2 separate regions of the Homo sapiens genome follow, and region 2 is linked to region 1. Evidence: chromatin contacts called from ENCODE Hi-C or POLR2A ChIA-PET data. All regions are on one chromosome and are shown on one strand. The core of a region is the stretch at or near the end of the contact, and the rest is flanking DNA. Distances in the headings are between cores, read along the strand shown. Region 1 has its middle 300 kb from the start of IGFBP3. Region 2 has its middle 640 kb from the start of IGFBP3.

What was found. Hi-C counts contacts between places; a loop is a spot of excess contacts on that map. ChIA-PET counts read pairs that join two places held with the same protein, here RNA polymerase II (POLR2A).
Region 2: a loop to region 1 is called in a map of Calu3, with 2.7 times the contacts of the local background. The contact joins two enhancer-like sites. A Hi-C loop is called at or near these places in 1 of 168 maps with a recorded cell type or tissue (Calu3). POLR2A ChIA-PET finds 5 or more read pairs at or near these places in 1 of 52 experiments (Caco-2).

What each region holds. Positions count from the first base shown.
Region 1 is chr7:46,214,845-46,219,853 of GRCh38, forward strand. No RefSeq gene overlaps it. Among named protein-coding and RNA genes, the nearest start is that of IGFBP3, 300 kb to the left of the region's middle. RefSeq lists enhancers at 907-1,408, 1,207-1,501. Within about 2 kb of position 1,292, at least 6 of the 41 ENCODE cell types and tissues checked have a DNase peak (open chromatin) inside an H3K27ac peak, as active enhancers do.
Region 2 is chr7:46,557,047-46,561,856 of GRCh38, forward strand. No RefSeq gene overlaps it. Among named protein-coding and RNA genes, the nearest start is that of IGFBP3, 640 kb to the left of the region's middle. Within about 2 kb of position 2,310, at least 3 of the 41 ENCODE cell types and tissues checked have a DNase peak (open chromatin) inside an H3K27ac peak, as active enhancers do.

The sequences.
Region 1 (5,009 bases), core at 42-2,541:
GTGTACTGCTGGCTCTCTGCACCTGAGCTGCCCCTTGGCCTGAGAGTTGGGTCTCTGATATAGGCTGACCCAAAGATTGTGCTCAACCAATATTCTCAGAAGTTGTTTTTTCATTTTACAGGGAAAAGCCTACATCTTTTTTTTTTTTTTTTAATTATGTGGACCAATAGTTCCAGGATACTGTACTCTTCCTTCAGTGCTGAATTTCTAAGCATGATTAATTTTGTTTTGAGGACTTCTTGGTCCTGGTTGCTAATAATGTTGAAACTTCATTACACATAGCATTTCACCTTAAGATGTAAGGTAACTCTCATGAATATCCTGTGGTGATTTGATTTCCATCCCATAAATAAAGAAACTGGGGCTCACCCAGTAAGTGGTGTGAGGAGGATTCAGTTCCACTCTTCTATCAAGCACATTCTTCTTTGCTCTTTACCATCTGAGCTAACCCTTTCCTGCAGGACACCAGCCCAGGGCACTACTAGAGCTGGGACTTGCACAGCCAGAGTACATTTTCTTCCAGGGCCCAGGGAAGGGTTTCTTGGCCTTTGCTTGGAGAGAGATTCCAAGAAATTTTCTAGAGATTCTTTCCTGGGGAAAAGGGGAATGAAAAAGAAGAGAGACAGATAGAGACAGAGAGAGATAAGAGATAAAGACATGGAGACAGATAAGGACAGAGAGAGATAAGAGATAGAGATAGAGACAGAGAGACGGACAGAGAGACACAGAGAGATAAGAGATAGAGACAGAGATAAAAAGACAGAGAGATAGATAGTCAAAGAGATAGAGAGAGAGAGAGATGTAGAGATAGAGAAACAAACAGGAAAAGAGAGGCAGAGAGATAAAGAGACAGATAGACAGAGACAGGGAGAGATCAAGAGAGCCCCAGAGGAGAAGTTCTTAGGCATCAAGTCATGGTGGAGGAGCCCAGCACACAAGGCTGTACAAGGAGCCTCCTAGGCCTTCATTCTCCCTCCATGTGCCTCCACGTGTGTAAGAACAGCCTTCGGGGGCTCACAAAAGAGGGCATCTGGGGCTCCTAAATGAGGCTGCAGGACAAAGACCCACTGGGTCTCACTCAGAACAAGGCAACCTGCTTCACCCAGCAGCAGAGAAAGGATGTTGTCAGGAGCAGAACAAGAGACTCCAGGCCGCATTCAAAGTGTTCTCTAACAAACACAATTCCAGTGGCATTGTTCCCCAATCAGAGCCCCATTGACTGAGTGGCTCTTGTTATCTGACCTTCCTGTGAATGTCTGGGAGCGCTCCGAGCCAACACAGCCTCTTACGTAAGAGGATTTTAGAAAGAGCCCTTTGTGCCAGCAGGTGGTGAGGACATATCCACGAGGGCAGGTCTTCCGCACCTTTCCTCATTTGCTGAGGGCATGAATGGCTGGGACCTGGGCCTGCAGCGGGAACAAAAGCCCATTCACAGGCACAGTCTCCGGAGAGCTCCCGCGGGATAATGCAGGGCTCTGGCTTCCAGGTTCGCAGCACGCACTGCTCCCGCCCACCCACTCCAGACTTCCGAGTGGACTCTGCAATGTGATGCTGCAGGTGGGAATACAAGTTCATTTTCCATTGTGGGAAAAAAAAATGTGTGGAAAGCATCGTCATACTATTATTCAGAAACATCTCTTCTAGACAGTTCCTCAGTCACTGAATGGCTGGGTTTGCCTGTTATACCCAGGCTCAGCTGAGGTGCCTGGGACTCTGAAATCTTCTCCACCATGCGAACACACATCAACAGGGTTAGGAGTGGATGGGCACAGCCCTGTCCTCACCTCCCACCTCTGTGCCTCTTCACGGATGCGACATTTATTCCACTCTGTTGTGTTCTAATGAGGCACCCTGATTCATCTTCAGCTTTTAGGGCCAACAATAACTCCTGCTCCCTTTTTTACCCCAGACTCTGGCCTTTTCACTAGATGTTTCCAACAAGATTAGACGCTGTTAATGCTCCAGGTGAACTATGTTCTTTTCTTGTAGGCTCACATCACATCTGTGACCTAACAGGTATGTGCAATTTTTCTTTATTGTCCTATTCTCCCCAGTGGGGAGAGGACTGTGTCTTGGTTTGCTTCCCTTGAGACCCTGTACTAGCACAGCATCAACACTGGACACCATGGGGCAAATCCAAGCTCAGCCTTCTCTGTTCTCAGTGCTCACTGTGGGCCCCCACAGTCCCCACAAACAGTGGGAATGGGCCAAGCTGTGACTCCTGAACCTGTCTCTTCCTTGGAGGGAGCTTCATACATCATGAGCACAGTGTTCTTTTTATTTATTTGTTTGTTTGTTTGTTTATTTTTGAGATGGAGTCTCACTCTGTCACCAGGTTGGAGTGCAGTGGTGCCATCTTGGGTTCACTGCAACCTCTGCCTCCCAGGTTCAAGTGATTCTCCTTACTCAGCCTCCTGAGCAGCTGGGACTACAGGCGCGTGCCACCACACCCAGCTAATTTTTGTATTTTTAATAGAGACGGGGTTTCACCATGTTGGCCAGGATGGTCTCAATCTCTTGACCCCGTGATCCGCCTGCCTCGGCCTCCCAAAGTGCTGGGATTACAAGCATGAGCCACCGCACCCAGCCGTGTTCTTTTTAATGAACTAAATAATTTAAGTAATGCAATGGAAGAAGTTGGTGGAGAATCTAATCCATTTTCCCAGTCTGGGAATCAGCAATCTCACATTTGTCCTCCTGCCTCTGCTTGCCACTTTCTCCCTTTGGTAGTCAGGTTTTTATGCGTAAATCCTGATTCGTGGAAAAGAATTAGAATTCATGGTCTACTTCTGATCCAGTGGCCTGTTAGGTTGGTAACAATCTTTATCATCAATGCAGCAACCATTCATCCTTTCCTAATGTTGGCAAGGTGTTAATTCACTAAATCCTCATAAACCACAGGATGCGGTGGGTAGCTGCCATTCTCATCCCTGTTTTATGTATGTGATAGCTGAGGTGCCCAGAGGGTCAGTCACCTGCTGGGCCACACACTGAGTGGGGAAACAGGGCTGTGGCCAGCTGGCCAGCAGGGCTGCTTGCTTAAGACACATTCTCAGCCACCCGACTGAGGTGCTCCTAGCCACAAGCCTTCGAATTCACTGTTGACACTGAGGCAAGAGATGATCCTTCAACTGAATATTGCAAAAAAGAATAACTTTGGAAATAAAGTACTAGACATGGAAATAAAAGAAATTTAGGAAACTTGTTTCCTAAGGAAAATTGTTCCTTTGCTGGGTCTGAGAGGTGACTGCACCCCTCATGAAGCATCAGGTCTGAGAGGTTAAGCCTCTCAGAGAAATATTCACAACTTGCGTGTAGGATGGACCATAGTGTGGCTATCTCCAGAAAGACAACACTGAATTGGTAAGACAGATTTGTAACAGGAAGAGGCTACTCTATTCCAAGTGGGTGTGGCCCATCCCACTATTTAATTTCTTGATTGGGTTCACATTGACAATCTTTGTCTGCCTTTTTCAGATTCATGTGAAAAGCCACTGCTACCAGCCTCTCCGTGGGGTCCGTGACATGTTCGGATGGGGATTTTGCCTTTAATGTAGTCTAGTGTCTTTTAAACATCCCTTTCTTCCTATCATTCAAATTTGTTATTATTGTCTTCTGTATTTCATAGGAAAACAAATACTGCTTGTTATATATTTCTGTTAAAATATTGCATACACTTTTGCTGTTTTGATTTTGCATCCTTTTTAAAACTCTGTGTCATGATCTTTTTATCGGACTTTAACTTTTCAAGATTTCCATGTGTGTGGGAAACAATGACTTTTTTGTCTACAAATCCCGAGTTTCCTATTGCTCTCTAAGGAAGTTGCTCTTCTGTAACAACTGTGTCAGTATTTCCATTGCCTCATACTTAATTAACATGTTTCATTCATCTGTTGCAATTATCGTTTTTTTTCCCAAAAAATGCCAGGTTTTAATATAGAGCAGTTATCCCGCGATTAATTAGAACCTTTCAGCTCACTATTCTTGGAATATCCTTTTACAATTTTAGCACCCTATAGATTATCTGAGGCTCACAAAAATGAATTTTATTGTTACTACCGAAATAGTTGGAAACAATGGGGAGTGGGAGGGATATAGATTCAGCTCTCAGAAGACGTGTGATATGCCCCGTTCCCCAAACCCTGGCCCTGTGGGGATTTCTTCATCCTTCAACGTCAGCCCACAGGATGAGGATATGATGGAATAGGGGGGTGTAGTTTACTGTCAACTTTTCTTAAATATCCCTTTTCCAACTATTCTTTGATCTCTCCCTCTCATTCTCTATGGGCAGGAAAATAGCTCACTTTTTCACATTGCACTTAAAAAAAAACAGTTGGATGCAATGGGGTCTCTCTAATCACCATGGGAGCAAGAGGACTGAGGCTTCCAGAATTGCCCATTGACTGGAGAACATTGCTGAAGATGCTGCTCTGTTTATGAATGCAGCATTTACGAATAAGACCTGCAACAACCAGAGGCTCAATGGTGGAGAAGGAGGCATCAGGCCATGAGTTACAGTTCAATGCTGTGACAAGGGGGGTGAAGTCCATGCCTAAAGCCACGGGAGATTAATGGTGCCTCTGGGCTTGTGGAAGTCTCCCTAAAAGAGGTCACATTTCTGAGAAGAGATATTTGCATACCAAGGGACTTTGGAGGTAGGCAGAGCTGTCCAGGAGTGGGAAGTCAGAAGGAGGGAGTAAACTAACTTCACCAAGTTTCACCTGGGGACCCGAGGCACAACCTCTGATGCTGGCAAGGAGTGTTCTCATCTGAACTGAGGATTACACCAATCATGGGTCACTCTAGGTGTGAGCTGTGTTTAGGAATTATACCTCAGGGGTATAGTTTAAGCAGCAATTTACCAGAAGAGTTTTCATAACTTCCCAGGTGACAGCACATTTTGGCTCTGTTAATTGAACTGGAAGCTTCCAGTTCCTGGCCTCTGTGATCCTGTGACAAAGTGACTCTGACCAGGTAACTCCTCTGTTTGGGAAAAGAGAGTCCTGCTC
Region 2 (4,810 bases), core at 1,060-3,559, 340 kb after region 1:
TACTGCTCTGCTTACACAATAGCAAATACAATTGTCTATTGAATATGGATGTGTGTATCTCAGCCTTAACAGTTAAATTCCTGGTGCAGAATATGTCCATTCTATGTGTACATTATTTATAGGAGTGGCAGTATGTTTTTATTTATTCAGACATATAAAAATTAATTTTTAAGGTAACTTCCGGCTCAACAAAAATCTGGATTATGCTAGAGACACAGATAAACATATATTTATGGGCTCTTTATGAAGTTCCCATGGGAAGCCTGAAAGTCAAAAGCAAGACCATAAAAATGAGCTCATCACTCTTAAGAAGCAGATAACTTACTCAGATAAGATAATAAATGTCCCAAGTATTCACTTTAAACTCAGATTGAACTGTGCCTGAACCCAGGGAGGCTGGATTCCCACCCCTGGATTGCCTTTCCCTTCTCGGTTCTCTTACTTCCTGGTTGGAGCCCAGGTGTCCTGTGCCAGCAGCTTTCTATCCCCAAACCACGTCCTTCACACTCTGCTGAGCCAGAAATGAACATGGACGTGCTGGGAGTCCGCACACACAGCTGGTTTCTGTTACAGTTTTATAAGGTTTCACCTGACACACCATTGGATGAGTTTTTTAAACTGCGCATGTGAAAATCTTTTAGTGTTTATAGATTAAGTGCTAAATCTTGGCAATGCCAGCTCACAGTTATTTAACAATTTCCTGAAGACGATGTGTGTACCTAAGCAGGCACACAGGCTTTTTAGTAACGAAGCCTCTGCCTGTCCTTCCAGACACATCTTGAGCAGTACTCCCACCTCCCTAGACTTTCTTAGTTACACGGTGGTCACTGCTCTGCCAAATGTATGTGCTTGAATAATCTTCACATATAAGTTAGTGAGCTACCTTTGTCTGGGCTGAAAATATTCTTCCCTTTGTTTCTGCTCAGTTGGGCTTCATAGGTCAGCTTCTTTTTATCACTCTCTCGATGAAAAGTCCAAGGCAGGCATGTCTAATTGACTGAAACTGGGTCATTTATTGTTCTCTCTGCAGGCCAGGAGAGTGAGGATGTAGTTGGTTTGTACAGGATAAATTTGACAACAGATATTGCAGATCAACTTTAGGGTACTGTTGAGGCTCTGCTGGGAGAGGAGAATTAGAGAGAGGTGAATTCATGAGACAGTTTAGGCCCAGAGCTAGGAAGACTAATGCATGTGAAAAGTGAGGAGATGTGTCTGACAGCCTCATCCAGATTCCTGGCATGTGGGATGAGGGCAGATGGAAAGACCACTCATTGAAACAGGACCAAACTTCCTTTACTCAATGTGGAGTATTTGTGAATATAGAAGAAGGAAAGGGCCATGGGACAGGTTCAGTTTTTGATGTTTCTATCCAGTGTTCAGGGGTCACTGATAAGTGAGAAAGTATGTGCCTTGGACAGGAGACCATGACAGTGATCTGGACCTGACATAGCACTGTCAATTTAGAGGAAGTAGTTGAAGCTGTGTGTGGAAGAGGCTCCACTCCGGTGGTATTGCTACAAATGCAAAGGCTGAATACCATGGGTCATGCTCTTTCTTTGACCTTCTAAAGAGTCTGGTGCAAGCCATATGTTGCCCTGTGCATCTTTGATTGTTATCTTTAGTCCACTGAGAATGTCCACTAACAATTAGGTAGGACTTATTACAGGCCATGCACTGTCCCAAGCATGTGTTTTCACTCATTTGATGTACACAGCACCTTAAGAGGTAGGCAATTTTTATGATGCCTATTTTACAACAGAGAAAGCTGAGGTGCAGAGAGATAAAACCCAACATTATAGAAAAAGTAAGTGTTAGATCCAGGGCTTCAACGTGAGACTCTTTTGCCCTGAAATCCCTGTGTCTCACCACACAAATATGCCTCTTTCAGAATTACATCATTTGTCACTCTGCCCTGTCACAAGACAATTAATGAAGTGTGTGTGTTGGCGGGGGGGGAGTGGGTGGGGAGTGGTCATCTTTTGAGGGATTGCAGGGTTCATAAAGAGAAGCTATACTTTTTCCTGGTTACTGTCTCCAAAGCCAAGCAAGAGTGATCAAGACAGCTTCATAATGTTTGGAGGAACCTACAAGAAGGAAAACCTGATAGTGTTTAATGCATATTACAGTAGATGCCATACTTAATTATAAATTTCTGAGTTTACTTCCCCATAGTTCTGTAAGCTTTTGAAGGCAAGACTTAACGTTAACCACCAAACCCCTAAATGGTAGTGTTTTTGTTAGAAACAGGCTGCCTCTAACCCTTCCAGCTCTTGAGGAGAAACGGGAGGAGAAAGATGACATTTGATCGTGTTCCAGGGAGAATGTCTAAGTTGTGTAAGTCAATTCTGACTCATGGGGAAAGGTTATTCTAAGTTTCAGCACACAGTTGTTTTTGTCCTTGTGTGAGGATGCTCTATAGGGCACGCCAGTGCCCCGGCTCATCCACAGGAAGTCTTTCATAGGAAGCAAACTGCAGTGTGTGGGGTTTCCTAAAAGAGCTTCAATATTGCAGTTCTAAAAAATTTCTAGAGGAGTTTGGGGCATATGGGGTTAAAGGTCAATGCAGGAAATCATTAGCGCACAGTAGGCATCTTCAATGAGATGAGCATTTGGTGTGGACACAGGGAAGGGAAGGTCTCATTAACACGCTGGCCAGTGAGGGCCTCACAGGTTTTATCTGGAAATAACAGGCAGTTAATTCCAGGTTTACATGCAGACTTATCTGCATACTCTGTGTTTTCAGATGGCATGTGCTATGTTTTAACCAACTGTGTATCTTTCCTTTCATAATGTGAATTGTGACCTGGAATTAATTCTAGCAGTATCAAATAGCTCCATCCATTTCTGGAACCTAAATAAAAAACAATGAACCACTCTTTCTAAAATAGGAGACCTGTTTACAAATCCTATTTGGCTACCCCTCATACTAGTAAAAGAAAGAGACCGTAAGTAAAGGGGAGAAAGGAAGAATGGAACAGAATGTTCACTCTTGTGTATTACTCCACTGTTATTATTGGTTCTTTTCTGCAATGAGGAATCAATGTTAGCATACAGTTGGTTTGTAAGAGATTGTAGGGGAAGATGGTAGTTAGGTCTGGAATTCAAAGAAAACTTCCTGGAGGAAGAAGAATATAAAAATTATAATAGAGGGATTCACCTTCTTCCTGGTTTAGTCTTGGGAGGGGGTATGGGTCCAGGAATGTATCCATTTCTTGTAGATTTTCTAGTTTATTTGCATAGAGGTATTTATAGTATTCTCTGATGGTTGGTTGTATCTCTTTGGGATCAGTGGTGATATCTGCTTTATCCGTTTTTATTCTGTCTATTTGATTCTTCTCTCTTTTCTTCTTTATTAGTCTGGCTAGTGGTCTATTTTGTTAATCTTTTCAAAAAACCAGCTCCCTGATTCATTCATTTTTTTTTGAAGAGTTTTTCACGTCTCTATCTCCTTCAGTTCTAATCTGATCTTAGTTATTTCTTGTCTTCTGCTAGCTTTTGAATTTGTTTGCTCTTGCTTCTCTAGTTGTTTTAATTGTGGGGTTAGGGTGTCGAAATATCTAAAAGTTATTTCCTGCTTTCTCCTGTGGGCATTTAGTGCTATAAACTTCCCTCTAAACACTGCTTTAGCTGTGTCCCAGAGATTCTAGTACATTGTATCTTTGTTCTCATTGGTTTCAAATAACTTATTTATTTCTCCCTTAATTTCATTATTTACCCAGTATTCATTCAGGAGCAGGTTGTTCAGTTTGCATGTAGTTGTGCAGTTTTGAGTGAGTTTCTTAATCCTGAGTTCTAATTTGATTGTACTGTGGTCTGAGAGACTGTTTGTTATGATTTCCATTCTTTTGCATTTGCTGAAGGAGTGTTTTACTTCCAATTATGTGGTCAATTTTAGAATAAGTGTGATGTGGTGCTGAGAAGAATGTATATTCTGTTGATTTGGGGTGGATAGTTCTGTAGATGTCTGTTAGGTCTGCTTGGTCCAGAGCTGAGTTGAAGTCCTGAAATATCCTTGTTGATTTTCTGTCCATTGATCTGTCTAAGATTGACAGTGGGGTGTTAAAGACTCCAGCTATTGTTGTGTGGGAGTCTAAGTATCTTTGTAGGTATCTAAGAACTTGCTTTATGAATCTGTGTGCTCCTGTATTGGGTGCATATATATTTAGGGAAGTTAGCTCTTCTTGTTGCATTGACCACTTTACCATTATGTAATGCTCTTCTTTGTCTTTTTTGATCTTTGTCGGTTTAAAGTCTTTTTTTGTCAAAGACTGGGATTGAAACCCCTGCAAATTTTTTGCTTTCCATTTGTTTAGTAAATATTCCTCCATCCTTTTATTTTGAGCATATGTGTGTCTTTGCACATGAGAGGGGTTTCCTAAAGACAGCACACCAATGGTTCTTGACTCTTTATCCAATTTGCCAGTCTGTGTCTTTTAATTGGGGCATTTAGCCCATTTACATTTTTTAGCCCATTACATTACATTTAGCCCACTACATTAATTCCAGGTCACAATGTTATGTGTGAATTTGATCCTGTCATTATGATGCTAACTGGTTATTTTGCCCATTGGTTGATGCAGTTTCTTCATAGTGTCCATGGTCTTCACAATTTGGTGTGTTTTTGCAGTTGCTGGTACTAGTTTTTCCTTTCCATATTTAGTGCTTCCTTCAGGAGCTCTAGTAAGGCAGGCCTGGTGGTGAAAAAATCTCTCAGCATTTGCTTCTCTATGAAAGATATTATTTCTCCTTTGCTTATGAAACTTAGTTCGGCTGGATATGAAATTCTGGGTTGAAAATTCTTTTCTTCAAG